Linked DNA regions of Mus musculus: all the other regions are linked to region 1. The links are chromatin loops, found by intact Hi-C in ENCODE. Cell type or tissue: heart. All regions are shown on one strand. Each heading gives the region's core, and the rest is flanking DNA. Links, peaks and the distances in the headings are about the cores only.

Region 1 (5,939 bases), core at 432-5,431:
GCAGCTCAAACCCAGAGGACGGAATTCCCTCTTCTGACCTCCTCAGACACCAGGCAATCATGCTGAACGCATACATACATTTAGGCAAAAACACTTGTGTGTGCGATTGCTCACAGCTCTCCACATGTGTGTGTGTACATCTTTGTTTTGTTTTTGAGACAGGGTTTCTTTGTGGAGTCTTGGCTGAACGGAGTTTACTCGGTAGACCAGGCTGGCCTTGAACTCACAGAGCTCCACCTGCCTCTGCCTCCCGAGTGCTGGAATGACCACCTGGCTCATAAATAATCTTAAAAAAAAAAAAAGGCAGAATGAAAAGGAAAGTGAGGCAGAGTAAGATGGGAAAGGACGATGTTCTTAAGACCTGACTTTCAAGGAAAGTTTTCATTGATTTAGTGTGCCACCAAGACATTTTTACTAGTAAAAAGTATTTTGTGTACTAAAGCAAGCTAGAAATTTGCTATATCTTTATAAATAGCAAAAAGACTTAAACAAACAGAACCTCTTCTCGCCAGGCATGGCAGCACACACACCTATAATCCCAGCACTTGGGAAGCACAAGTAGGAGGGTCCTAAGTCTGAAGTCTTTCTGAACGACCTGAGATCTGTCCTCAGACACAAAGCAAAATCCCAACAACAACAAAAACATGTATCTCTTCTCAAAGTCAGAATTTGGAATGACTCTTCTGGAGGCTGACATGAGCTCTAAGTTTGATCCCTACTATCTCATCAAAAAAATATTTTACAGAGCAAACCAGACAAAAATCCAAACATTATAAAAGGTCTGCTCCTGCCGGGTATGGTGACGCACGCCGTTAATCCCAGCACTCGGGAGTCAGAGGCAGGCGTATTTCTGAGTTCGAGGCCAGCCTGGTCTACAAAGTGAGTTCCAGGACAGCCAGGGCTATACAGAGAAACCCTGTCTCGAAAAACCAAAAAAAAAAAAAAAAAAAAAAAAAAAGGTCTGCTCCTTAATTATCTTGCTTCTTGTCTTTTGCAAAGATTGGTCTTAAATAGCACCTGGTTTTTGAAAATATGCTTCGTTATAAGTTTCTCTCTCTAAACCTGACAACGATATTCTTTCCTCCCAGTATAGCTCCTACTAACTTGGTCAAGACAGCTAATGAGAATTCATCAAAGTAATACTTTGATCAGGTACAGTAAGAAAATCTGGAAAGCTCTGAACCCTCTTTTTTCACTAAAAGTCAAAGCTATGACAACTAATAAATCTGACAGTTAACTGAACATATTCCGAAATCGTTCCATATGTCCCAAGCTTTCTAAATGATGGCAGTTGGACTAGGCCATGTTCTCAAATGTCAAAAGAAAGTTGTCATTTATTTCAAACTGATTTCAGCAAATCCTCCGCGGTGGCCTACTTACATATTTAGTGCTTTGCTAGCATTGATCAAGGCTCCATTAAACTACAAACAAATGGAAAGAAACAATGTCTGCAACTTCACCACAGAGACACATCTTACTTTTCCATTCTATTTCGGAACGCGATACCAAAGGAGTCAGCAAAGATCAGAGTGTAACGCTACAAACACACAGCACAACAAAAGTGTACGTTTGTTTTCCAATGACAAATCCTATATCGACGTCTGGTAGCACACTGCACAGTGCATAAAGTTTTCTGCGAGTAACGACTGTCTAAAAGGCACATTTTTAGCCTCAGTCCGCCTGCCAGAATCTGTCTCCGATCCTCACGCCATGACCAATTCTAAAGACTTATTTTGAGGCACAAGGTGAAGATTTCTCTAACGGAGAGGGCCCCAGGGAAGGTCAGGCTTCCGACGCCGGGAGAGGGGACGAGCCCACTCCCCGACAAGGTAGCCGAACAGCTCCAAGCCGCTGCTCCGGCTCCCGGCGACCGCGATGGGACAACGCACGTACCCTGGCCCAGCGGGCCGCGGCGGCGGCCACCCGCCACAGCATACGGAGCGCAAGGCTGCCCAGCCTCCCCGCGCGCCGCGCTGGGCCTGGCGAGGCTGCGGAGGGGCCGCCGCCTCCTCCCCGAGGCCGGGCGCACGTGGGCCGAGGCCGCAGGCTCCGAGACGCAGTGCCCCGCCGGAGGTACCAGCAGCGTCCAGGGGAGCCAGGCCGCGGAGGCCGCAGGCCGAGACCGCGGCAGCGCCGGCGGCACGGAAGGGCAGGGCGCTCTCGGCCCAGCGAAGGCGGAAGCGGGGGGAAGAGCGAGCCGGGCCCGCACCCGGGCCGTCCTGCGGCGCGGAACCAGCAGCACTCACCGTGCCTCCGTCCTTAATGATGATCTTTTTGGCCAGCATGATACTGCGGTTCGCGGCCCGTTTCTTTTTCTTCCCCTGGGTCATTTTACCATCCTCGACTCCCGGCGCTGCAGCAGCCACTCAGGGGGCGGGCGGCCCCAGCGGCGAGTGCGGTCCCGCCACTACTGCCGGGCCGAGCCGCTCAGGGCGCACGCCGCCATCTTGAGGGCCCGGCCTGCCTCGGGCGGCGCGTCACATCGTGCGATCGGCTGAGTCGCTCGCCACGCCCCCGTGACGCAGCCACGCCCCCGCAGTGCGGGCACGCCCCTCCAACCCTGCAATAGCGGAGGACTGGGAGGTGCCGCGGGAGCGGGTGGAGCCAGGTGCTTTGGCTGCCTAGCTTTTGCCCTCTAAGGCGCTGAGCGATGGCTATTTTAACAGTTTTTCCTTCACAGATGAACTCAAGTTCCGAAAAGTTTTTACCTACTCAAATCTGACAAATAGTTTCTCAGATGCTCAGGCGTCCCAGGCTAATAGCATCCGCATCAAATGCATCCCCACCAAAACAGAATTGAAGGGGACAACGGGAAAGTTTTCCAGGAATGGTCAGTAGCAGGTAGAGGAGTTTTAGCTGTTGATCTGATGCCCAGCTAGGTCATGCTGGCTTACATACCCCCACGTACCAGTACATTCTCTCCCAGTGTAAACTAGATGCCATACTTTATAGGCTTTTAAAAATTGGTTTGACTAGAAGACTGGTAGAAAGAGCAGACAGGTGGAATATGAAATGTGATATTAACAGTACTGACATTTACTTTGAGGCAGCACATTATGTAGACCAGGCTGGCCTCAAACTGAGAGATCTCCCTGACTACCTCCCATATTGTGATCAAAGTCATGTGCCACCATGTCTAGCAAAGTCTTCATTTTGGTAACTGTTGGAAAACTTTCCTTTAAATATACCTTCAGTGCTAGGTATGAACGAGCACAACACATGCTTTCCCCCATCAAACTGTTCGATAAAGGGGAACTGGAAACAAACCAAACTGTGGCAACAGCGATCCTGGATGTGGTGGCTCTAAGTAAGATAAATGTTCCCAAACTCAGTGATATTCCTCCCTGGGAGAAGTGGAAGGGGCTCCCTCCCTCTCCTGGCTTGTGGCCTGGTTAGTGATGGATGACCTTGTTTTAACAGGGCAAAGCAGAAATGACAGCACTGACTTTAGAGGAGAGGTCATAAAAGGTACTGTATGTTTTTGCTAGGCTCTTCATTTACTCCAGTCAGGGGTTGCCGATTGTTATGCCATAATACCAGAGGAACTATGGAGAGGTGCTGCCGTTGAGCTGAAATCTCCTTCAAAGCTTTGTGGATTATCTTGGAACGAGATCCTCTATGCCTGGTCAAGCCTTGAGCTGACTGCAAACTTTATGAGACCTTCAGCTATGAATACCCAGCTTAGCCACATTACTGGGATGGGGCTGTAGCTGGTTCTTTTGGAGTGCTTTTCCTGTAAGCATAGGGCTGCGGATTCTATCACCAACAATCAGTGAACCCAGCATAGAAGTGGATGCCTAGATCCTGGCATGAAGGAGAATCAGGAATTCAAGGACAAATCTGAGAGCAGCCTGGGTGTGGGTGGATTCTTCAGGCCACTGAACATCAGGCTATTTATTACATGGCCTAAGTAACTATTAGACAAGGTAAAGGAGAAAGCAGGGGGCACACATGTGAGGGTTACTGTAGCTTTTCTGTAAATTTCAAAATAAAATGTTAAAAATAAACCTGGTTGGATGTTCTGTTTCTTCTACTTGCATGCTGACAAGAAATGGAAAATAAGCCAGTTTTCATGGATGGGGAAAGAAAAGCATCTTGGGTGGTAAGGATTTTCATCATACTTACTTTAAAAATAAAATTCTCATATAGAAACTTCCTTGAAGTCCAACTTCAAGCTGTTGAGAGTGGGAGAAACTTCATAACTAAATCCCGAGATCATATTTTGCATGGGTGTAGAGGATTAAGAAGGTTGTTCTAAGGTAGGCGTGGTGGTGCATATCTTCGGTCCTGGCATTTGTGTTGTAGAGACAGTGTGACCAGGAGTTCAAGGCCAGCCTCTACAGCAAATTCAAGGTTAGCCCCAGGCTACATGAAAACCAGACTGAGCTGGGCGTGGTGGCGCACGCCTTTAATCCCAGCACTTGGGAGTCAGAGGCAGGCGGATTTCTGAGTTCGAGGCCAGCCTGGACTACAGAGTGAGGTCCAGGACAGCCAGGGCTATACAGAGAAACCCTGTCCCGAAAAACCAAAAACAAAATAAAATGAAAGACTGGAAAAAAATACTATGTGGTTACTCCAACTTTTTATGACCTCCAAAAATCATACTTCAGCTATATCAAAGTTACTTTTAAAATATGATTGGTTATTGTCAGTTATTCAAGCTATTTGAATACCTACAATAGTGCTCACCGGTTCTTTTTAAGACTAGGATTTAAAAAATAGTGTGTATGCTCCCATTAAATAGAAATAACATACCCAAAAAGATCTGACAGGGTAGAACAAGGATGTCAGTGTTCAAATCCTTGAGTGTCAGTGAATTTACTTAGGCACATGGACAATTAGGTGAGAGCCAAAGCATGAAAATAGTTTAAACAAGTTAGCAAATGAGCCCCAAAGCAAAGTAGGTATCAAGGTGATCACTGAATACACAGAGCTCAGAAAAAGCCTTACAGAACAGAGAACACGATCGTGCAGGAAAAGCAGCACTGTAAACGTAGTGACACATATGCTTGCCTTTCAGAAAGAAACCGAGCTATAACCTGGTGGAAATTACTCCCCACAGAAGGCACTTGCCAATGGAGTGGGACAAACATAGGAACTATGCAGACTTCTTTGTGAACTGTAATGTTTCACTTACATAGTTTTTAAGTTTTGAGTTTGGTAAAAAAAAAAAAAAGGCGAATTCAATAATAAAAGCTTACATTTATAAAACTAGATACAAAGGCCGGGTGTGCTGGCTCACGCCTTTAATCCTAGCACTCAGAAGGCAGAGGCAGGCGGATTTCTGAGTTTGAGGCCAGCCTGGTCTACAAAGTGAGTTTCAGGTAAGCCAGAGCTATACAGAGAAACCCTGTCTCGAAAAACCAAAAAAAAAAAAAAAAAAATCATAAAACTGGATACAAATACAAATAAAAACTAATGAGCCTATTTCTGTTGCACTAATAACCATGCAGAGAAGACCTGAATTCCATTTTGTTTTTTTCTGAGACATGGTCACACCACGTAGGACTGGCTGGCCTGGAACTCACAAAGATCATTCTGCCTCTGCCTCCTGAATCCTGGAACCAAAAGGGTGTGCCAGACGGCGAGAGGGGGAGGGAAAGGACTGTGGGAGTAGTGGGCGAGCAGTGAGTAGGATGTAAAGTGAGTAAGTAAAAAAAAGTGCATGTTGTCATGCCTGGCCTTACTTTAAGCACACTAACTTTTAAATACATGTTCTTTGAATGTACATCTTTAGTGGACAGGCTACATTCTAATAATAAACAAAATGCAAATGAACTTTTAATTTTACACAGTGTGTTTGTCATTAGAATATTGGTATTGCAGCATTTAGATTCATAATAAAACACAAGTATTATATTAGGAGTCAAACTGTTTCACTGTAAGAAGACAGAGAACACAAACCATGACATCAAAGTTTAAGGCCTGCATCAGCTTCT
Region 2 (5,939 bases), core at 506-5,505, 68 kb before region 1:
AGGTGGCACCCACCAGTAGTCTTAGTACTAGAGAAGCTAAGGGAAGACGGCCTCAAGTTTGGGGTTAGCCTGGGCTACACAGTGTAACCTGCCTCCTATCTAACCAAGCCAACAGATAAAACACAAGTACAGAAAAGAGGAGGGAAGAAAAGTACAGCTATCAAGTGAGTACAGTACATTTGCCAAATTCAATCTGCATCTTATAATACTAAGTATTTATATACAGATATCACACATACATTTCAAATACTTACAGGCTTAGGCTTCTCTCTTGAATTACATTTTTTCAAATGTTTTGCTAGTTGGTCTTCATACACTGTGCTAAATTTAAAGAGAAAATTTAAGAGTTAGAAAAATCGTAAATGAACCTTGTGAAACTTAACCGTTTCTAGTACATCACACAAACAAATATATACAAACACACACACATACACACACACACACACACACACACACACACACAAAGACTAATGCACTCACGCACCCCAAATGACAAAAACCCACTTATTTGACCTTATACTTAACTGTTTTGGATCTAAAGGACACAAGATTCTTTTCCGAGTATTTTCTTCCTAATAAATTAAAACGGATACATTTATTTAAATGTCAAGTTTATTACATTCAGATGTTAGATACACCCACAGTGTGTTTCTATTCCTAAAATAAGGTAAGAAAACTTAAAGGATACAATGAAAAATAAGCAAGATTAGGTCATGCCGCATAATAAGAGTCTTCATTGTAGCTCGCTTCTGTATGAATGAATAAGTACTGTTTTGGCTTGCTAATGTAATTTTGCATCAGAGATAACACCTCCTAAAAATGGGTACAGTAATTGTATGCACCATTAAGAAAAGATGTTAACCATGTACTTTGGATTAACTAACAACAATATTCATCATGTACAAAATGATCTTTTGAAATAAATATATACTGGGTATAAGTGGCTAAATTGAGCTGACTAAAATACTCATTACTTGCATCCTTGCTCTTTTTGAAAAGTGTTGCCCATTTAAATTGATTTTAAAATGCGTATTTGTCTAAAGGTGTTCAAATATGGGGAAATGATGGGCGTGGTGGAGCATGCTTTGAATATCAGCTCTCCAGAGGAAGGGCAGACAGAGCCAAAGGCCAGCCAGGGTGACCCTCAGACCCTCTCTCAGAATAGAGTACAGGAGAAAATACGCCAGGAACAACAAGGCATGGCTTTAACAATTTAGAATGGGTCATATTCACTAGCTTTGCAACTTTTCTAAATGCTAGTTACAGTCTTTTATGTTTTATGCATTTAATTATAGGCACTGGGAGAAAAGCAAGGGAAACAATGTTGGCAGGTCTGCCCCACAGATCCTATCAACCTGGATGCAACAGGATGGCCCAATTATTAAATCCAGAGGCCAGTGGTTAGGTGTGATTCTCAGCTCTTTCTATTAGCTGCTAACTCTATAATCCTGACTGCTTCATGTAAATAATAGTATAGACTTTCTATATTAAGTATAGACTTACTATATTATTAAGTAGAATAATAGTATGACTTGCTTCCTAAGGTTTGTGAAAATTGAATTTTTAAAAGCAAAATAACGTTTAGTACTAGCCCTACAGCCAAAGCTGACCAAGTATTTACTCTTAATTTTTCTCAATTGTTTATTTCAATTTATTTCAGAATGTTCATGAAGATACGCACACTGAATTTTAGAGAAAGTTAAGGAATTTTCAGTATTAAAAAAAACAACATTATTTCATGTATAGACTTTTAAATTAAATTCCAGTGTGATTCTTTGATGGAGACCAGCTAGTTGGGAGGCTAAGGCAGGAGAATTCCTGGGATCAGATGTTCAAGACCAATATGAGCAATTCAGCAAGATCCCCATCTCAAAAACAGAAAGTTGTCTTTCAAGGGAAATAGTACTCTAACTTTCAAAGCGTAATCACAGAACACACACACACACACACACACACACACACACACATTTTTAAAATCTATTGTTTGAGTTTAGAAACAGTGTATAGCAGGTTAGTAAAATGTTTTCTTTTTTGGTGTAGAGGGTAATGAGGCTTCCTGTGACTTTAGACTTAACTCTCCAGGAAAACACCTTATGAACTTGTAATTATTATTCTGGGACGGAGAAGGAAAAATAAACGTAAAATAACAAACTTCAAAGTTGAAAGCAAAGTTTTTTGTTTTGTTTTGTTTTGTTTTTTTCTTTTTTTTGTCTCTCAACAGACATTAATGTCATAAGACATTTTGGTTGTAAGTGCAAAAGTATTAGTGGCTCCTAATGTATAAAGAACAGGCAAATTACTAATCTACAAGTCTAAACAAACAAACAAAAATTGTTTCTAAGTTTCTTCCCCATGCATTCACAAGTGGTTATCGTTCAAAAACAATAACTATAATTAATTAGAACCCAGTTAATAAAACCTAGTGATCTTTTTCAAGCACTCCTTTATAAAAATAATCACTTCCCCTGAGGATGGGGGACTAGCGGAAGGAAGGATGAGTGTAAGGGTCTCTGAGACAGCAGAGGGAGCTTTTAGTACAAGAAAGCAATGCTCCTCGGGGGCTCCTCGCGGCTCCGAGCGGTGGGCAGAACTGCATTTACTTAAATCCATGGGACGGAAGCAGGAACCTGTCAAAGGGGCGAGACTGGGGTCCAGCACCCACAGACCCGCGACTCCCAGGAAGGGAGGGCGATAGCTGACCTCGGCGGAGCCAGCGTGTTCGCCACAGAACCTTTTCCCCGCGGCCGCCACCATCCTGCAGAAGCGCTTCTTCTTTTCTACGAAGTAGTTGCATCTGCCGTCGATGGGAAATCCGATCGAGGGCGAAGTCGCCGCCGGAGCCTCCATAACGCTGGGTCCTTTTGAAAGCCTGGCTCAGCCCAAAGTTGTCAGTCCCCTTTGGTCCCACTTCCCTTAACAAACGTGGCCGCCTGAGGGGGGTGGGTCCACGGAAATGACGCATCAGCCCGGCTCGGTCGGTGCCCGAACCGGAAAAAGGTGACGGTGGCTGACGAGGTCCAAAGCTCCTTCGTTCCCTCTGTTTATCGTTTCCCTCCTCCTCCGCGGGAGCTGAGCGCCAAACTCAAACTCATCGGGACCGGCTCTTCTTTGCAGCCGGGACCGAAGGCCGGGCCTACTGGGCTTCTTCACCCTCCCGTCGGGGCAGCGGTCCGACATGAGTCAAGTTCTGTTCCAGCAGCTTGTTCCCTTGCTAGTGAAATGCAAAGACTGCGAGGAGAGGTGAGCTCCCGGAGCCGGCGGGTGGCGGTTGGGGTCGCGCCAATGGGGAAGATGGCGGCTGGGTTCCGTGGGGATCGGTCGGTCCGCGGGTGTCGGACTGTCACACCGGGAATCGGGAAGGGACCCTGCGGACTTAATGGATACCTTTGTTTGTGGCCGGGCCGGCCGTTGCGGAGGGGACGCGAGGAAAGGGAATGAGGAAATGGCAAGCCGACTCCTTCACGTCCGTGTTCTGGCCCTCAGCGGGACAGAGCCCAGCCTGTCCTTTCTGGGTGGCAACTCTGATTCTCCCTGTCATTTCCACAAAAGCTTCACGGTGACTTCAGGGAGCTGTCCGCACTAGGATTCAGGTCGCCCGGCCCTTCACTCATGCTCTCCTTTGAAGAACACTGGGGGTGAAGCTTTAGAACTCCATCTAAAAACAAAACAAAACGTTCAGTGACATATTTCGGTTCATCCGCACGTCAGTTTCAATCATTTAACCAACTCCCAAAACTGGAAAAATCAGGAATTCTGTACATTCAAAACATAAGTCAACCCGTAAAGCCCTTCGTCGGACCCCTGGGGATACCTTGATCTTCACAGAGTTTACACTAGGGTATCTTATCGCACAGATGAATGCAAACTTGCCACACTAACCACAGGCGATCTGATTTTTCCCTCTTTTACTAATAACTTTTTAGTTGTTAGTTTCTGTGAACATTACATTTTCTCATTTGCTAAATTGATTTAATATGTCTAGCTGTTCATTTGATTGCAATGAAGACCAGGTGTGAAAATGTTTGTAGAAACTAAACGGTGAAAAAAATGTTGAATTAAAAAACAACAAAAACAAAAAGAAGACACTGATGTATTGAGTCGCTGGACTGTTAAACTGTGGTATGCGATTTAAAATTAGGTCCAGAATCAACCAGCAAAGCAGTCAGAAAAATGGACTTAAAACATCAGCCGTATATAGGAATCTGTAGGTTATTTAATTGTCTTATTGTTTGTTTGATTTTGACAGTTGAAGTGGTGCCCTCACTTAGCATGCTCTACCACTGATGTGTAACCCCCACCCCACCCCAGCCTCTCATTGGTGATTATTTTGTGATGTTTAATATATAGACATGTAGTTATTGAATTCGGGCTAATCCAAACTGATGTCTGTAAGTATAAAATTCATAGATTTTGAAGACCTGCTAGTAACAGAAATGTAAAAAGTCTCAATTTTATGTTGATTATCTGTTGCGGCTTTATTTAGGGTATATTGGGGTCAAATGTATTCAAATTAATTTTTACTTTGAGAGTTATTTTTTTTAAGTAACTTCTAAACAGTTTAAAGTGACACACATGACTCAAGTTTGTGGTGTCCATTTTGTTTCTGTTGGGCAATATGGGCCATTACTTGTGATTCCATGCCTGACACTCTGAACTCTTCTTCGACACATTAAATTGTAATCACAGTTAATCGTGTTAAAACACAACTTCAACTTTAAAAATTACTCAGCCGGGCATGGTGGTGCACGCCTTTGATCCCAGCACTCGGGAGGCAGAGGCAGGCGGATTTCTGATTTCGAGGCCAGCCTGGTCTACAGAGTGAGTTCCAGGACAGCCAGGGCTGTACAGAGAAACCCTGTCTTGGGAAAAAAAAATTACTCTTGTTTAGAAACCCGATATTCCTATCACCCATGGCAAGGCTCAACCAGCTGTTCATAAATCAGATTTTTCTGGAGCACAGCCATCCTTATTTCTTACCCACTGTCTGTGGTTGCATCTGTGCGATGCAGAATCAATGAGCAATTGTATGGGAGTATTGGCTGGAAAATTACTGCGTGGCTTTTATGGTAGATTGTATATATATATATATGTATATATATATATATATATATATATATATATATATATATATTTTTTATGTATATGTATATATATGTGTATATATCTCCTCAGCACTGCAACAGCAACAATAAAGGGGCCGGGCTAGCAGGGTAGCGGAGAGGAACACAACCACACACGATTGTGACAGAGACTCTATAGCAGTGGCTTCTGATCTTCCTGATAATACAGTTCCTTATGTTGTGGTGACCCGCCCAACCATAAAATTATTTTTGTTGCTACTTTGTAACTGTACTTCTAATGTAAATATCTGTTTTTTATGATAGTCTAAGGTGACCCCTGTGAAAAGGTTGTTTGACTCTCATGGGGGACCAGACCTGTAAGTTGAGAACCACTGCTCCATAGTCTTCAAAGTCTAAAATATTCACTCTCTGACCTCCTAGAGAATAATTTTGCTAACCCCTGACCTATAGGAAGAACAACGTAGATTCCTTAGCCAACTATTGAAGAGCAGTTTACCCCAGCAAATACTTGCCTGCTGTGTACCCTAAACTATTCTGGGTACAGAGACCATGAGGTTTCCTTCCTTTCACCTCCGAACAGCAACATCAAAACCAGTCGCCATCTTGGTTCTCAGGGAACGCCCAGACACAGAATTGAGAAGACCCCCTCGGAGAAGCAGCGTAATGCAGGTTCCAGGGTTAGATCTGGAGCCAGATTGCCTGGGTTTAAAGTCCCAGTTCTGCCACTGCCTGGGTGATCTTGGACAGTTTGCTTACTGCGTGCACATTTCTGTGGGTTGAAGCTTTGTCCTTGCAGCATGCTGTCATCAATGCTGTTATCGACTACCACTACACTGTGCCCCCAGCTTACACTTTCAC
Region 3 (5,939 bases), core at 621-5,620, 660 kb before region 1:
ACACTTCACCATCAGATACACACTCTGATTCTACCCAAGCTCTGCCTTGAAAGTGCAGGCCCTGGAAATCAAGGCTGAAGTTAACACTTGCTGCTACTCTATCATGTATCTCTTTGCATCTCTGGGAAGGGAATGCTTTATCCATAGTTTAATCCTCTATGCTAGGAAAAACTCCTTGATCTTTTATATTCAACAACCTGAAACTTATTTTTAAAGAATGAAGTCAAACATAGAAATGACCAAGACAAAGTGCATTCAGGTGAGAAATAAACCGAGATAATCCAATATCATAAAGAAATAATCAATCAAAAAAACCTGAAAAATTTGGTGTACAAATAATATAGGGAGTCAAATTATATAAATATCCAAGTTAAGAAAATTCTTTTGTTTTAATTTAGTATGTAGCTCAATATGACCTTTAATTTCTGATCTTCCTGCCTCCACCTTCAAAATACTGAGATTACAGTGTGTGTGTGTGTGTGTGTGTGTGTGTGTGTGTGTATTTGGCAATGTTAGGGACTGAATCTGGGGCCTAGTTCTTAGTAGGCAAGAACTATACCACTAAGCTATGCCGTAATCCCCAACAAACTTCTAAATCCTCCCAAGCAGCAAGGATTTATGTTTCGTAGCTACTGACACCAACTGATATTGGGGACTAAGCAACTGTGGCTATCAAACTTGATATACAGAGGAGATACAAATGACTGCAGCACGACAGACAACAAAGCTCACGTGAGTCTGAATGATTTAACACAATGAAAGGATAAACCATTAGGGTATGACAGAACAAGTCACCTGAGGATAGCAGAAAGTTACCCAAAAAACAGAGGAGCAAACCACCGAAGGTCAGATAACAAGTCACGTTCCACTAATATCTCCCTTATGCAATGATGTATACTGACAAACAGCTTGGACAAAAATGGTTTTAGTACTTTAAGTGATCAGATTGGAAAGGCACTATACACCCAACTTTCCATGAAATCGATGGTTCAGACACTTAAGATATGAATCCCTAGAGCAAGGTATTCCATGAAGTGATTTATGCCAATGAAAGGTCATAATGAAATATACTAGGTAGCAATATAAAGCAATAATAAAAGATGTGTGTGTACAAAGCTACAATGTATCATAGAATAAGCAACACATATGCCAAAATTATGACAATTTAAAAAGAAAATATGAAGTATATTATAAATATATTCATTATTAAAGTATTATATTCAAATATAAGTTAAGACTATAGTATTTTCAACAAATATGATCTATCAAAAGGTATTAAATAGTTTATGAGATTAAAAATAATGTTATGAGGTATCCTTTGAAATGTACAATTCTCAGAGGAATCAAAATGGTTATTAAATACATTAAGTTAATGATGTTCATTTGACTTTTGTACCCCAAGAAATAACAAAACCAATAATCCTTATGATTTACTACTTACTGAAGGTTTTGCTTTGTTTGGGGGCTTTTGTTGTTGCTTGTTTCTTTTTTGAGACAGGGATCTCTTAGTCCTGGCTGTCCTGGAACAGATAGACCAGGCTGGCCTCGAACTCACAGAGATCCTCCTGCCTCTGCTACCCAATTGCTGGGATCAAAGGTGTACGCCAGAGAACAGATGCCATGATAACTTGATTGAAACAATTACTTTGCTCAAATACAGCAGAGTTAGAGTCCAAAGACTATGATCTTTTACCCCTCTGAAAATGGATTTTAAAAGACAGAGGCCAAGTTAGTTTACTAGAAGTAACAAAAATAGACCATAAATGGCACAGGTTAATCTACAATCCTATGTAACTCGCCTAAAGATCCTGGGAGAGTTATATCCCCCATCTTCTAATAGAGTCTCTTTCTTTAACATTTTGTTTTTATCCCTGCATGTGTGTGTCTGTCTGTACGTCTCTGTTTTTCTGTGTCTGTCACATGTGTGCATGTGCCTGTGAGGTGGAGAAAAGAATGTCAGACCCTTGAAGCTGGAGTTACAGGCAGTTGTGAGCCACCAGATATGGTGCTGAGAACGAAATCCTGATCCTCTGCAAGAGCAGTGAGCACTCTCAACTTCTGCCCCTCTTTTATCGATTCTTAGAAGGGAATAAAATCTAGAAATGGAGTTAGCACACTTCAGAAGTGTGCTCATTCTGTTATTTGCAGAGCAGTTTCACAAGCCCAGAAGTTATCCCACAGCAAATACTTAAATTCCAGTGACTTTACTTCCTTAGCGACACCGGACTCTCTTCGACCCAAATCTTGACACCATAAAACAAAAACAAACAAACAAAAAAGCCCAAAGGTGACACCAAAGCCTTCAAGTCAAAATGGCATTCTCAGAAAACTGTATGGGATTTTCTACTGCAGTAAAGATACAAGGAAAATCCTAAGACAGTTTCACTGGAAAAGAGAATGGCATATGCTTTGCCAACGGTCTCTTCACAAACCTCTTCAAAAGTCATTCAAAGGCAATCATAAATTTAACAGGGCCATTCAGATCTTTCTCTCTCAGAATCTTAGGAGTGAAATCCAAAAAAAAAAAAAAAAAAAAAAAAAAAAGCCACACCCACAGGTAGGTTAGCTAACAGGATCCTCTCATTTTTCCTGAGGCATAGCTAAGGCAAGCTGTTAAAGAGATTCATTGCATCTGCCAAATAAAAAAGTAAAAAAAAAATATGAGGAGGGGGCCTGTTTGTCAGTTCTGTTTAATGGAGTTGCAGGAAATGAGAGTCCCCGATCTTAGAACTGCAGCCCTTCCCTTTTGGTGAGAGTACGCTGAGAGCAACTCAGCAAAAGTGGTAGTGGCAAAGGTAAGACGTGAACCTGCCGGTAAGGAGCTACGTGGCACTAAGCAAATAGTGGCTTGTCTCCCTCACCCTCTGCTTCCGCCCCAATCATCTTCCCCTTTGGTTACCAGTTGCTCCAGATGCCGTAGAGTAGTTCCACAAAAGCGAAAGAGAGGTTCAGGCACAGGAAGAAAAACAGGTTCCGGGATGTCTTGTCCGACAGGATGGACCTGGGCACGATACAGGTGATCAGAAGCAAGCAGGAGCCAAGGGGGTTGCGGGGACCCCTCAAAACCCACCCAGTCCGCATGCTCGTTCCACCACAGCAGGAGGGTGACGCTCCCATGCTGGACCTCAGGCCATCCTTAGCACCCAGCTTTGTCTCAGCATCCCGGGCAGCCCCCTCCCAGCAATCACAGCACCCCGCACCTAAACCAGCCTGAGATCTTGCCGAACAGATTGAACTTGGGTGGTTTGTATTCATCATCCTTGATGGACAGGGGCAACATCTTCTCCACCCGGCGAAGGGCCGGGTCTCCGTCCCTCTAGAAGTGACTCGGTATGGTGGCGGCAGTGACAGCGGTGACGCTTCAAACGCGGACCCCAAAGCGCTTGACCGCCGCGGCACCGCCGCGAGACACAGACACAGACACACACCCGGGAATTCGAGGACTTCCGGCCCGGGCCGCGCAACGCGTCCTGGGACGGGAAAGCGGGAGGCGGGGGCGGGGACTCCGGCAGGGGAGGGGCTTACGGGGAGGAGGCGGGGCTTGGGGGCTGCGGAAAGTCCGAGCTGAAAGCTTGGGGATCTATCTCTAGCTGAGCTAGGGGTCCTATCTCCTGAACTCACGAAAGATACCCCTGCTGGCTCTCTGCAGACGTGGCTGACTGGTTCAGGGCCCGCTGTCACCCACCCAGATCGCCCATCACTATCGTCCCCGGATGCAGTGCAGCCCGCTCCTGCTCCTTCAGCATTAACCCCCTAAAGGACCTCAAATCCCCGCTGTGCCTTAGGCAGCATCACTGAAAAGCCCAGGCGGCCACGTGCTGCGCCGCCACTGCACGGGATGTGCGAGAATGGCTTCCCGAGGTCAACGCTAAGGGAGTCCACCCCCACCCGCGGAAACCGTCACGCGGGACGCGATCGTTGAGTGCTTTGCAAAAGAAACACTTAAAGGTATTTTAAAACGTCCTTTAGGAAGAGGGCCATAGACTATGGCCTTGAGGTCCGCTTCTTGCTGTTTCTCCCCTGCAACCTCATTCGGTTGTAGCCCTGAAGGCAACCGCAGACAGGTTCCTTTAGCATCCTTGTCACCCCCAAGACAGTAGCTGTCACTATGGTCCATTTCAGGAGGTGCAGATACAAGCCTGTTGGGTGGGAGGCTGGGGATGAGCCTTGTGGGCCTGGGCTGGCTAGAGAGACACTCTCCAGCATCTTTCTAGGGGATTGTTTAGACAAGGTCAGCTGGCCGATCACGTGAATGATTAAAAGTTATTACCTAGAAGGGGAAACCCGGAAAGGGGGTCTGGTTTGGGGAGGTGGCTTGGAAACTACAAAACCGAGCTTCTTGGGAAAGCCTTTTTGCCTAACAGGAAGTGGAGCGTCACCCAAAGCGAGGGAGGGGTGGCCACTCAGGAACTGTCCCCTGCTCCAGGCACTCACTTTGCAGGCGGCGCATTTCCTAGGTTATCAATTGGACGGGCAGAGAGGTTGGAAGCCCGGTTTAGGAAAGGGGTGGAAAAGAGGCAAGCAAAGGAGACTCTCCTTTCGATTTATGCTAACCAAGCTGCAAATAAACCCGCTGGCCCCGCTGCAATCTTCTGCACTAGAGGTGAGGCAACTGTGAAATTCTCTTTCATTGATTTTATCTTTCCATTTGGGACCTCTGCTTGTTTTGCCCTCGTTCTTGGAACTTTGTGGGTAGGAAGGATTTATTCTGTAATTTAGATTTTTGAAAATAGATCTTGATTTTTTTTTAATGTTCCTCTTTAAAAACTGCTGGTAACAAACGGCTTGATTCTATAAGTTCTAGGACAAACATGTCTCTTTTGTCTTTGCCTTTCTTGGACCATTATTGTCATGTAAGCAAATATTCTCAATTAGTAGCATTTACTTTTTAAAGGCTACTCTGTTGTTGTTGTTCAGAGCAGTTTTTCAATTCTACCCTACTGCATTGCTGAGGAAGCCAGAACTGACTGCAGACGAGGTCGTTTAAGGCAAAATAGCTATTGCAATTGATTTTTTCCCCCTTGAAGACTGCTTTATTTAAGTATGATGGTGGGGATGGTATATCAAAATAATCAAGTTTCAGCAATGGATTTCCAGCCTTCTCATTAAGGTCACCTGCAATTTGAGCCTATGTGGTTTTTATCCTGCCTTTGGAAATAAATTCTGTATTCCATCTTGCACTGTTGTAAATCCGAAGTTGCTTAGCTGGCATAGATAGGGAGGAACCCATATTACCTGTTATTGAATAGTTTTGAAAGGCATTAAAGAAATTTAATTTCAGCTTTATCAGTTTCCTAGATTTGTTACGATATAAGGTAGATCTGCTCTTGAAGATCTTCTCCCTTCTGACTGTGGCCATGCTATTTTTTAATCCTTAGCCCTGGACAGCATAAAGGCCAATCAGCGTTAAAGGCATTTTCGTTTGCAGTATAAAGGACAGAAGGACACTCTTTAAACCAGGAAAAGTTGTTTCTACTGTGCCTCACTTCTTTTTGTAATCTTTAAATAATATCTATCCTGTTCATGTTAACCTACACATAGGTTAACATATGTCCCACATGTTAACACACGTCCCACACGTCAAAATAGAACTCAGTTATCATTTGGAGATTATCTTGTATGTGTTGGGTGTCCAGACTATAAAGCAAGATAAGTGAGAGTTCTTCTCCGGGGAGAGTTTTATGGAGAGGACAAATTAATGTGAAGAGAGGGAGGTGGGGAGAAAGGCAAACCCATCGGTATTTTAGATGGTGCAGTCTTTAAGTTGTGCAGCAGCGATGAATTTGAAACAGTGAACAGAGACAACAGCTATTGCTCGATGAGCCTTTCTGCCTGTGCTCACCCATTCATCTTACTCCCGCAGTAATTCTTATCATTAAAAGAAGGAGTTGGGCGCACAACGATTTTGATTCCTTAGCTCTGTGTTGGTGGTCAGTGTT
Region 4 (5,939 bases), core at 568-5,567, 240 kb before region 1:
CGTAACTTGGATCCAGCTCCCCACAGTCCTGCGTCCCACTTTCCAGAAAACTGGCTACACAAACAAAAACATCCTTCCAAACAACAGAAGCCTTGTGCACTGTGAAGCTTCGGCACCTGTAGTATACACACACACACACACTGACTGCCCTCTACCCTGTGGGTGCTCCCACAAATACCTAGTGACTGATTCACAGGCCAATTACAGGTCTGGTGATGACACCAGGTATGACGGCCTGGTGCTACTCTGGGGAGTGTGAGGAACCCAGACGTGCTGTGGGAGGAGGAAGAATTAATATCGTGAAGTTCTAAAAGGACTGCAGTGTTAACAGGACCAAACTACGTACAGTGTGCATCCCTCCCCAAGCTATAGAAAGCTAGTAATACCTTCGGAACTCTTTGGGAAAAGTGAAGGAACCCGATTATCAAAGAACCAACAAACTAACTAGTTCAGGGGGTGCTAAAAAAAAAAGTAGGGGGGGACTTACTTTTCATAGACCAGCTCCTCGTCGATGGAGAAATAGTGGATATTTATTGTGCTTTTTGGTCTATTCCTTAAAGTAGCAAAATATAATCGATCTGAAAGACAAGTTTAAAAGACAGAACATGAGAAGCAGGGACGCGAGACTGAGAGTGCAGATCATGCACAAAGGATTAATAACTGCTACACATCGTTTAAAGACCTTTAACACGTGGGATTCTTGGAGAAACAGGATCTTCCAGAAAGCTACAGAGCCCCAAAAGCACATCTTGCTAAGAGGCTAGAAGACCCAGCAGGGGGCAGAGCATCTTCTGAGTTCCCTCACCCCCTGGTTGCGTGCGGGCGGGTGCAGACAGGAGCTGTGGGTACCCGCAAAACTGGAGACACAAGTTTGGTTCGGAAACCTTCAGACCTCAGCTGCGGTGGAATGGGAAAAGAGGCGAGCTTCTGCCGCTGCAGCTTAGCAGACTTCAAGAGGAAGGAAGGAAAGATAGGGGGGTGTGGTTGGGGGTAGGGGGTGTCCCAAAAACACGGGCCAGCCACCGAGGAAGTAGAGAGTTAGCGGATGGAGGATTAAAACCAGCAGGCTCCCCACCAAGATAGGTTTGCAGGAGGATCCCAAGCAGAGAAGCCTGCACTGTCCGGGTACGAGGAAGCTGCAGAGGGAGTGAGAACGCGAAAAAAGAAGCCGGAAGCAGGGGGTCCTCCGGGAGTTGAGTAGCGAGAAGGGGCCCGAGCGCCGAGCCGCAGTACTGAGGGACACAGGGCCCGAAAAGAAACCCAGCATAGAGGCTTGGGACAAAGGGGTGAGCCGTGAGGAGTTGGGGGGGGGGAGTGGCGTGGAAGGGCCGGAGGATGCCGGGTGGCTGCTCCTCACCTTTCATGAACTCGCAAGCCCCGATTAGTTCCCCAGACTCCGCTGCCATCTTAAGCGAGATCCGCACGGGGGAGGGCTGGGTCGTGGCCAGCTGAGGTCACCCGCCCCCGGGGGCTTCCCCACTGCCCAAGAGCTGGGAGCTCGCGGTCCCAATCACCGAGCCTGCCTGAGGGAGGAGGCAGTCGCCCAAGGCGGAGGCAGCTGCAGGGTCAGCGCGTGGGGCGCCCCGGGGACATTCCGTGGGGAACCGAACCCGCTGGGCGCGGGACGCACACGCCCCGGGCTGTAACCGCTGTGATCCGGACTCTGCGGCGGCGGCGGCTGCTGCTGCTTCTCGAGCTGCAGCTCCTCCTTCTCGCGCTGCACCGTCTCCACCAAACCTGGACGGCGCACACCAGCTCCCAAGGCCGGGCAAAGTCTTTCCCCGGCTCCCAAAGTGATCATGGAGGACAAGACGTTTGGCCCGGATCGCGCCCGTGGCCACTCGTGCGGCAGCGGGCAGGACTCCGGAGGTGTCCGCGGGGCTAGTAGCAGCTGCTCAGACTCCTCCTTCGCCACCTCCTTTCAGCAGCAACTCTTCCTCCCTCTCCTCCTCCTCCTCCTCTTAGGTCCGCCCCCAGACCTGCCTCCCCGCCCTCCCTCGTCCCCCTCCACTTTCACCACTCCGCGGCCATCCCTTAAAGGGACAGCTCGGCTCCTTTCTCTGAGCCGGCCTCGGGCCCCAGTTACCAGGCGCCCCGCGGGTCACTAGGAGCCAGTTGCTAAGGCTTTGTTGCCTTTCACCAATTGCTACACAGGAAACTTGGCCCTCTGCCTGGGTGGGGTGGGGGTGGGGTGGATGTCAGGCGGAGCCACAAACTTATGAATGAAAAAGGATGGGTAGAGAGGAGTGAATGCCTCCCAGGAAGCTGCGACTGCCTGGCGGGCTGAGATGCTGTCTCCACGTCTGCACCGGCTAGCTCTTCTTCCACACCAGATTTTTTTTTGTCTCTCAAGCTCTTTCCTGCTTCACTCAGTTTCTTCTAAACTCGCGCGCGCGCACACACACACACACACACACAGAGACACACACGCACGCGCGCGCAGACACACACATTGAAAAACCTCAGACCTTCTCCATGTCGGGTCGTACCGCTAGCTATCTTTCCACCAACCCCTATTCTCACCACTATCGGATCTGTGTCTTTATAACCAATTTTCAAAAGAAGCGATACCTCCTAGCTCCTGAGTACACGGACTGATGCCCTGTAAGTACTAGAGTCTGCTCTCACCTAGGCTTTGTTCTCAAGGGGGAAAAAAATTCCCGTCCAGTTCTCCAAGTCCTTTCATTTTGGCCACAGGTGTGAGCGCAAAATTACACCAGAAGTGTAAGGCTCTAGTCTCGGACTGTAGGCTATCCTAGGCGAAGGGAGAAGAGGGAAAAGGATCTCTTGTCCACAAGAGAAATGAACAGAAGATTTCTGTAGTCTTGGCTGGAGCGTTGCAAAGGAGTACAAAGGCTCCTCTCCAGGAGGCCCCGGACTTGTTCGGCAACGTTTTGATCCAGTTTGGAGAACTTTAATGCTGGGAGCCCTAGGGACGGAACTAGTGGCCAGCCCTTCCCTTACGAAAATGGCGCTACTGAACCACTATCACCAGAGCATGCGCTCTGAGTGGTTTCTCCTTGAAACGGGGATTTGTGCAAGCCTTTGAAAGCTCGCAGTTGCGTGTTGACCTCTAGGGAGAGAGGGGGCGCTCGAGCAAAGTGCCGGCTGAAGCAACTTGGAACACTGACTCCAGGGAGGCAATTCTTAGGCCATTCTTCTGCTCTGCCGGCTTTCCATAAAGCTAAACAAGCACAAAACTAAGTGGATACTACTTTGATATACTGGAAAGTTATTCAGAGCATCTCGGTAATTCTAGCCAAACACATCCTTGGTAAGGGAGTTAAAAAGACACCCTCTCCTTACATTCAAAAGTTAACCCCGAAAAAGAAACAGACTTTACAACTGTAAAAGTCCTGAAAGTTGTAATGAGCCTTGAACCCTTTTGAAGTGTATTACATATTCTAAGAGTCCTGAAAGCAAAGACCTCCCAAAAAGAAAAAGGGAGAAGGAGGAGGGGGAGTACACTTTAAAATAGCCAGGGGTTGGTGGCATATATCTTTAATTACAGCACCTGGGAGGCAGAGGCAGGTGAATCTATGAGTTCAAGGCCAGCCTGGTCTACATAGTGAGTTCCAGGGCAGACAGGGCTATGAAGAGAAACCCTGTCTTGAAAACTAAAAAATAAAAAAAAGAAGGAAAAAGAACAAAGACCCTCTCAAAACTTGAATGTTACCTTTATTCTCCCAAATCCTGGTTTTAATACGTTGAACAATTTCAATTTTGTTGGAATAAACGTAATTGAGATTTTTTTTAATGAAATATGTAGAAAAGCATAGCATGTCAGTCTCAGTAGGCTTCGCCCCTTTGTCTATAAAGCTAACAGTAAAGCCCACTCAACCCATTTCTAAAGCTGCCGCTTTACAAGTCTTATAGTTTTTCATCTGACTATCAACTGCAGTAAAAAGTTGGAGCCAGAGGTGGTGGCTTGCGCTGATTTAGAGTGGCCATAGTCATTTGCTCCTCCCACAGTGTAGGGGCTACAACACAGGCTCTCAGGTTTGGTGGCCTGCATCTTTACCCACTGAGCCATCTCACGGGCTAATGCGGCTGTTTTTGGGTTTTTTGAGGTAGGTCTGGTATAACCCCAGGCTGGCCTGGAACTCCATACGTAAAGAAGGATGACAATAAACTCCTGATCCTCCTTCCAGGAACCCAGGCCTGTGTCACTCTGCCTGGCCATCACATGACTGTACGTTCATAAGTAGTCTCAGGAGAGAGATCCATAAAACACTTTCAGGGGGGCAGATTTCATTGAATAGCTCCTGTAACAACAGGGGTCTATTCTATTCCCAAAAAGGGTTCTACATTGCCTTTCATAGAATTCTCCTTAGAGGTTTTAGACATGAGGAATGAAGTGTGACCTAACAAAACTCTTTAAAAGAGATGAAAATGGGGGCTGGGGAGATGACACAGCAGTTAAGGCGGCTTCCTGATCTTCCAGACGACCCAAATTAAGCTCCACTTCAAGCACCCGTGTTGAGAGGCTCACAATTGCCATTAACTACAGCCCCAGAGCATCCAACACTCTACTGGACAAAATAGCACCCATACCCATGTGGTACATTCTCATGTAGACACACATAAGACTAAAGTAAAAATAAGTAAAAATGGCCCTGAGTTTGTGGCCCATGCCTATGGTCCCAGCATGAGAGTGCTTCATGAGTTGGAGGTCCAACTGGATTAGTGTGAGATAAGATGCTGTCTCAAGCCAAAATTTAAAGGAAAATTATTTTTCCTTACCATATTTACTATATATTTTTGATAATAATTCTTTCTTCTGTAGTTTTTGGTTTTTGAGACAGGGTTTCCCTGTCGCCCTGGCTGGTCTTGAACTCTCTCTGTTGACCAGGCTGGCCTGGAACTCACAGAGGATCTGCCTGCCTCTGCCTACTGAGTACAGGGATTAAAGATGTGTGCCACTTCCATACAGAGGATAAAATTCTTTAATACTGTGCTGTGAGTAATATTAGTAAACTAGGACCTCTCTAAGTCATGCTATTAAAAACTCTGCAAGAAAAATATACAGCATTGTACACATGGCACATACACACCAAGATCCGAACGACATCATAAAACACATTATTGCCTCAGTTATCATGGGCCAAAGTTCCTACTGTTGTAGCCTCACAATAAAGACATGCTCTTACAACCCAGGGGGAAGGCAAAACCGGACATTTCATCCCAATCACCCAACTTAGTACAAACGGAAGAAACTGACTTTTACTTGAACCAGCAGTAAAGAATGGCATATTATACATGAAACTACTATGGGATTTACAATGTCACCTCGCTGTAGAAAAGGAAAGTGCTTGTGGATTTAGCCAGTAAGAACAGGAAGGGAGAGTGTAAACAAATGTTTACCTCTGCATCCCTAACTTGCATACTTCTTGGGCTGTCTTGCATTCCATGCAGGGTGCATGCATGCAGACCTAGAGAAGAGACTGCTGGAAGCAACTTCAAGTCATGCCAACAACTTCCTGTCCAAGCAAGACAGTCACTCTTTACACACAACAGCTCTTCCAAAAAAAAAAAGCTCTTTACAAAGCAGCTCTTGGATTGCGTCCTAGAGTTTCACAGATGAAACCCCTCATCGTCATCAGGCTTTCCTTCTGCTCCATCCGTCTAGCCTCCATCCTTTCTGACCCAATCTTCAATTTGCCCAATTTCTTATAAATTGTGTCCCAGAATGGAACGCAGGCCAGTTCTGAGCTGGTATGACTAGTTATGTGTGGGGACAAGGAGGACACATTTATTTGTACGTGATGAAAGACTTGGGTGGGAACAAGAGCAATGGAAGCCATTAAAAGAACCCAGTTTTACCATTTAAAGGTCAAATAAAAAGGGAAATATTCTTTTTGTTGGAAGAGGTCAAGGAAAAATGAAGTCACAGTAGTCAAAGACTTGAAGGCTGGGACATTTGCATAATCTGTGTTTTA
Region 5 (5,939 bases), core at 411-5,410, 49 kb after region 1:
TGACTTATGCTCTAAGAACAAGAGTCTACAAATGGGACCTCATAAAATTGCAAACCTACTGTAAGGCAAAGGACACTGTCAATAGGATAAAATGGCAACCAACAGATTGGGAAAATGTCTTTACCAATCCTACATCCGATAGAGGGCTAATATTCAATATATACAAAGAACTCAAGAAGTTAGACTCCATAAAACCAAATAACCCTATTAAAAATGGAATACAGAGCTAAACAAAGAATTCTCACCTGAGGAATACCGAATGACTGAGAAGCACCTGAAAAAATGTTCAGCATCCTTAATCATCAGGGAAATGCAAATCAAAACAACCCTGAAATTCTACCTCACACCAGTCAGAATGTCTAAGAATAAAAACTCAGGTGACAGCAGATGCTGGCAAGGATGTAGAGAAAGAAGAACACTCCTCCATTACTGGTGGGATTTCAAGTTGGTATAACCACTTTGGAAATCAGTCTGGAGGTTCCTCAGAAAACTGTACATAGTACTACCTGAGTACCTAGCTATACCACTCCTGGGCATATACACAGAAAATTCTCCAACATATAACAAGGACACATGCTCCACTATGTTCATAGCAGCCTTATTTATAACATCCAGAAGCTGGAAAGAAACTAGATGTCCTTCAACAGAGGAATGGATACGGAAAATGTGGTACATTTACACAATGGAGTACTACTTAGCTATTAAAAACATTGAGTTCATGAAATTCTTAGGCAAATGGATGGAACTAGAAATTATCATTTTGAGTAAGGTAACCCAGTCATAAAAGAACACACATGATGTGCACTCACTGATAAGTGGATGTTAGCCAAAAGCTCAGAATACCCAAGATACAATTCACAGACCACATGGAGCTCAAGAAGAAGGAAGACCAAATTGTGGATGCTTCAGTCCTTAGAAGGGGAACAAATTACTCATGGGAGAAATACGGAGACAAAGTGTAGAACCGAGACTGAAGGAAAGGTCATTCAGAGACTGCCCCACCTGGGGCTCCATCCCATATACAGACACCAAACTCAGACACTATGGTAGATACCAAGAAGTACTTGCTGACAGGAGCCTGATATAGCTGAGAGGCTCTGCCAGAGCCTGACAAATACAGAGGCATATGCTCTCAGCCAACCACTGGACTGAGCACGGGTCCCTAATGGAGGAATTTGAGAAAGGACTGAAGTAACTGAGGGATTTGCAACCTCATAGGAAGAACAACAGTATCAACCAACCAGAACCCCAACCCCCAGAGCTCCCAGGGGCTAAACCACCATCCAAAGAGTACACATGGAGGGACTCATGGCTTCAGCTGCATATGTAGCAGAGGATGGTCTTGTCCCGCATCAATGGGAGGAGAGGCCCTTGGTCCTGTAAAGGCTTGATGCCCCAGTGTAGGGGAAATGCCAGGAGTGGGAAGGAGGGTGGGGAAGCACCCTCACAGAAGCAGGGGGAGGGGGAGAAGGGATAGGGAGTTTCCAGAGAGGAAACCAGGAAAAGCGATAACATTTAAAATGTAAATAAAGCATCCAATAAAAATTAAAAATATATAAATAAAAAATCCTATGGTTATCTTAAAAACATTTCAATATGTTGGGTAAAGTTACTTTTTTAAAAAGAATGTCTAGCTTAGAAATAAAACTATTTTTAAAAAAGAATGAAAGGATTACATTAACTTGTATCATGGAGTGGTTTACATTTTGAAGGGTTTTTAATGGCTACCTAAATTATTTAAAATCTATTCTTGGTTATGGATACTCCACAGTAGCTAAGCACTTACCTAGCCTTCAGTATGACCTATGTTCCATCCCTAGAACCACTAACTAAGTAAATTGTCGCTGAGTATTTCTGAGAGAACTGTCAGAGAGTGGCATTAAATCTCCAGCTTCAAAAAGCGATTGCAAAGAACTAAAATTACAGCTCAGTGACAGAGTGCTCCGTCAATTCCCACGGGGTTCACTGCCCAGCACAGCCACACACAGTGAAGAGGGGGCAGGAGTGGGGGTGTGTGGGTGGATGAAGAGAACCAGGAGATAGTGAGACAGAGAAGAGAGGGGGCCCTGCTCATGCGTGTGCTATCAGGTCAGGCGTAGTTCCAAGGCAGAAAGACTTAAAGCTGCAAGTTCCGTTTTGGAAGCTATTGGTATGGTGCACCTGAAAGTGACCAGAAAATAAGGGCAGATGCGGTAGGAAAAAATTTAAAGGGAGGGAAGTTAGTCAGACGCATAAACGTAGGAGTCATTCATTTGAAAGCAAGCAACTTGAGTTAGTAGCAACGGAATGAAGACGTGAGAAACAACCAAACATTACCTGTAACTACCAAAATAAGTGTCTACAAAGACTCAACTCAGGTGCCATCTTCAAATATTGCGTTTAATAGGATATAATAAAGGGCACACTCCTATAAGTGCCTTGCTACAGTTAAAACCCATTACTTCGTTTAATATCCCTTAATTAATCTGAACTAGCAGAAACTTGAGTTAGCTTAAATAAAATGTTCACTAAGCTCCCCACTCTTCAATACTTAGAACCCCTGCAAACTCTCGCCACACACACTGATGGACACCCATCGCCTTCGGTCTAGACTTACCACGGGCACCCTTTCCATCTCTCCAAGTCCCTGCAGCTTCTTGACTACACCGTCCTTTCTCACCGAGCAGACTCGTCCCTAGCCCGGGGTCACAGGCTGAGCCGGAGCTCCCGAAATGACCGCGGAAGGACAGGCCGCCAGCCTGGCCCCCAAGGCACTTGGCCCGCCAGTCTGGAGCTTGCAGGCACACTGCCTGCCACACCCCTCCCCTCCCGACCTTTTCCTCCTCCACCCAGAACGTTTCGGCACGTCCAGGCCGGAGGTACAAGGCGCCCATTCATCTACTCCTCATAAACTAGGGCTGCAGCCGTCCGCTGTGGTCCCGGTGGCCTCAACCGCCCCGCGCCCTCCCAGCCCGGCCTCGGCGTCCCGCCAGCTTCCCCCAGCGCCCTCCGCTCACCCGCCGTGCGGCTCGGCCAGCTGCCCGCACTGGAGCCCCGGGCTCCGCGACGCCGGGAGACCCAGGCTGCCGAGCCCGTCGGCTCCGCCGCGTCCGCTGACCCGCAGCACCGCCGGCTCCCGCCGGCTCTGTGGCCCGGACCGCTTCGGTGAGGCCCAGGCGTTTCCGGGTTCCCGCGGTCCGGTCCGCCAAAGGATCCGGCTTCCGCCTCGGCCCCGGCAAACGCCGTTCCCTGTTCGGCTCCGGGGGCCCCAGCTTCGCGCTTGCGGGACGCGTCCCTGAGGCGACCCCAACCGCGGCTGCTCCTCGCGCAGCTCCCGTGACAGTCTCACGGTCGCCGGAGAGTTTGATAGGAAGGTGTCTCTCTCCCCACAGTCCTGCGGCAGAAAGTGGCGGGATGATCTGTCACTTAAGGAAGGGGACAAAGTCCTTTGGATCAAAGAACTCTGATGAGAACCGGGAGGCGGATCTTGGCTCCTGAAAATGACCACCAGTGAGTTGAAAACAAGATTATACCTGGTGCAGGTTACCAACCTTAGTCTAGGAGCCAGCTGGTTCGGTTAGGAATGATCCCTGTCCCCCACCCTGGGAGACCTGGAAGAGTGTCAGGAACGCAGAATGGGCTTAGTGTCACTAACCAGGGGAAAGGTGAAGAGAGAAAGAGAGCAATTTACCTCTTCCTGTCTGCAAGAATCTCATGCATATTACGTTTCAGTCTGCTAATGTATTTCCAAAAGTTCCCAACCACTGTAGCCATTGCTGGCTGTGGACAGGCTGAAATGTAATATTCTGGGTCCGGATTGATCATCGGATACAGCAGATTTATCCCTTCCCTGTTAAAACAATGCTCCTAGAATTAAGCTTACGCTTCTTTGCGTGGCAAATGATTAAAACCATCCATTAGGGAAGCATCGTTAGAAAACAACGGAGAAAAATAAAATTAAATGACTGTTAGCACATGATGCCTCGCTTAAATGTTTGTGTAATCCGACCTTCAGAAAACTTCTGGGGGATGGAATGTGGATTAGATCTTGATATTTGCTAGGGTCCGAACCTAAAACGTCCCCCAAAGATTCATCATGTGGTAAAGGTTTGGTTGCCAGCTAATGGACTTTGATGTTGGGGGAAGTGAATGGATAGTGAACCTCTGACCTAAGCCACTGATGTATTAAATCTTTGAAGGTATTATTAGGAGATGGTGTAAATGGTGGCACAAGCCTATTTGGAAGAAGTGGGTCGCTGAGGGTGTGTCTTAACCTAGCCTTTCCTCTAGCTCTCTTTGCAGCCTGTATGCTTTTTTTGGTAAATAACTGCCCCAGTACATAAGTTCCAACCAGAGACCCAGAGGCAATGAAACCTAGTCACCATGAACCAAAACATCTGAAACGATGATGTTTCAGGGAGGACTAATAAGTCCTCCCTCTAAGTGGCTTTCTCAGGCAAAAAGAAAGTAACAAATACAATACTTCTTATACTTCTTACTTTTTTTTTTTTTTTGACGGGGTCTCACATTGTAGCTCAGGATGGCTCCAGGCTGGCATTGAAGGTCTCGATCTCTTAGCAACCATCCTGTCTCAGCCTCTCTGTGCTAGCTAGGATCAAAAGCTAGAGCACTCAAATCTGCTTTCTATCCCCTTTTTCCTCCCTACCAACCCCCCCCCCCCCAATTATTGCCAATTGACCCTAGGCCTTTGTACCTCATATACTTCCCACTGAACCCTTTCTCCATTTTTTAAAAAAGAAACTCTGTTGGCATTCCTTCTAAGCTCTGCCCAACCTGACTATCTCCAGGTAGACCTGGCTAGTCCCTCCTCACTCTCTTACTCTTTCTGCCTTTTTCTCTCTCTGATCCCTTTCTCTGCTCTCCCCTTCCTCCTCCCCCCACTCTCTTCTGTTCCTAGCCAGCCTCTCCTCTCCTCTCTCCTCTCCCTCCTCTTCCCCTCCCCCTCCTCCTCTCTTCCTCCCCCTCTCTCTGTCTCTACTCAACTCCCCTTCCCATGTCTCTATAAATAAACTCAATTCTATACCATATCTGTCGTATGGCTGGTCTTTGGAGGGTGTGGGGAGGGGATGCCTCAGCATGAGCCCACCAAGGCACCCCTCCCACACCTTACTATTCCTGGCTCTACAAACATATCTTGGCTCTTTTTTTCTCTCTCTTTTTTTTAAATAAAACGAAACACTTAATATCCTTGTACATGCTAATTACACCTTGGCACTATTGTGAATTGTTTGTGTGTGTGTGTGTGTGTGTGTGTGTGTATCTTTGGTGTATGTGTATACTGATACCCAGAAAACAGTCGATACTCCATAAATGTATGATTGTAAAGGAAAGGGAACATTTAAAATATATAAGCAGGAAAAATATGAAATGGACATAAGTTCTTTTCTGTTGTTTAATTTGGTTTTAAAGACGAGGTCTCCTTATATAGTCCAGTCTGCCCTGAATCTTGCTATCTAGCCCAGATTGGTTATAAATGTATGGTTCACCCTGGCCTTAACCTCTTGACTGCTGGAATCACAGGTAGATACCACTATGCTCAGTGTCACAAATACATAGGTTAGAAAAAAGGAAGATTTTTTTTCCTCTTACTCTTTAGGAAATTTTAAAGTGATTTAAAAAAAAATAGAGGTGGAATGATGGGGGTGGGCTTTAAGGTAATATATACTCTCAAGCTACACCTAGTGTAAGACAGACATTCCCCCCTGTCTGAAACTGGATCAAGATACAGAGCTCCCTGCTCCTTCTCCAGCACCAGGTCTTCCTGGACACTGCCGTGCTTCCTGCCATGATGATAGTAGATAGAACCTCTGAGACTAAACCAGCCCTTAAATATTGTCCCTTAAAAGAGTTGCCTTGGTCATTGTGTCTCTTCACAGCAATAAAATCGTAACTAAGACAAAAGTTGGTACCAGGGACGGTGGTTTTGCAGTGACAGGCCT

The links. Peaks named below come from ENCODE experiments on the same cell type or tissue, not always from the same donor. Only the 100,000 strongest peaks of a DNase experiment are listed, where the experiment ranks them.
Region 2: a loop joins it to region 1, with 7 times the contacts of the local background. A loop is called at or near these places in 12 of 42 quality-filtered maps.
Region 3: it touches region 1 in a loop (5-fold over the local background); 2 of 42 quality-filtered maps call a loop at or near these places.
Region 4: a loop joins it to region 1, with 2.4 times the contacts of the local background. A loop is called at or near these places in 2 of 42 quality-filtered maps.
Region 5: a loop joins it to region 1, with 6 times the contacts of the local background. A loop is called at or near these places in 9 of 42 quality-filtered maps.

Annotation. Positions count from the first base shown.
Region 1 is chr3:116,660,149-116,666,087 of GRCm38, forward strand. It overlaps Mfsd14a (major facilitator superfamily domain containing 14A), which reads right to left and starts at 2,529. Exons shown (of 12, transcript NM_008246.2): 1 at 2,247-2,529. The coding sequence starts at 2,330. In heart, for the core only: no CTCF peak of the experiment used is centred there; a DNase peak (open chromatin) is centred at 2,513; H3K4me3 peaks cover 2,517 bases; H3K27ac peaks cover 2,259 bases.
Region 2 is chr3:116,591,939-116,597,877 of GRCm38, forward strand. Trmt13 (tRNA methyltransferase 13) reads right to left here. Exons shown (of 12, transcript NM_030016.3): 2 at 2,701-3,655; 3 at 526-572; 4 at 255-321. The coding sequence starts at 2,847. It overlaps Sass6 (SAS-6 centriolar assembly protein), which reads left to right and starts at 3,020. Exons shown (of 17, transcript NM_028349.3): 1 at 3,020-3,240. The coding sequence starts at 3,176. In heart, for the core only: a CTCF peak has its summit at 2,521 (motif pointing right); a DNase peak (open chromatin) is centred at 3,013; H3K4me3 peaks cover 2,676 bases; H3K27ac peaks cover 1,887 bases.
Region 3 is chr3:116,003,935-116,009,873 of GRCm38, forward strand. It overlaps Slc30a7 (solute carrier family 30 (zinc transporter), member 7), which reads right to left and starts at 3,472. Exons shown (of 11, transcript NM_023214.7): 1 at 3,201-3,472; 2 at 2,900-3,001. The coding sequence starts at 3,280. Extl2 (exostosin-like glycosyltransferase 2) reads left to right here and starts at 4,363. Exons shown (of 5, transcript NM_001163514.1): 1 at 4,363-4,603. In heart, for the core only: no CTCF peak of the experiment used is centred there; DNase peaks (open chromatin) are centred at 3,527 and 4,307; H3K4me3 peaks cover 2,873 bases; H3K27ac peaks cover 1,955 bases.
Region 4 is chr3:116,422,080-116,428,018 of GRCm38, forward strand. Cdc14a (CDC14 cell division cycle 14A) reads right to left here and starts at 1,953. Exons shown (of 16, transcript NM_001080818.2): 1 at 1,358-1,953; 2 at 488-578. The coding sequence starts at 1,406. It overlaps Gm40125 (a long non-coding RNA gene), which reads left to right and starts at 2,172. Exons shown (of 3, transcript XR_867571.3): 1 at 2,172-2,604. In heart, for the core only: CTCF peaks have their summits at 767 (motif pointing right) and 3,084; DNase peaks (open chromatin) are centred at 912, 1,432, 2,082 and 3,032; H3K4me3 peaks cover 2,845 bases; H3K27ac peaks cover 2,979 bases.
Region 5 is chr3:116,709,087-116,715,025 of GRCm38, forward strand. Slc35a3 (solute carrier family 35 (UDP-N-acetylglucosamine (UDP-GlcNAc) transporter), member 3) reads right to left here and starts at 3,194. Exons shown (of 8, transcript NM_144902.4): 1 at 2,997-3,194. In heart, for the core only: no CTCF peak of the experiment used is centred there; DNase peaks (open chromatin) are centred at 2,855 and 3,185; H3K4me3 peaks cover 2,726 bases; H3K27ac peaks cover 1,904 bases.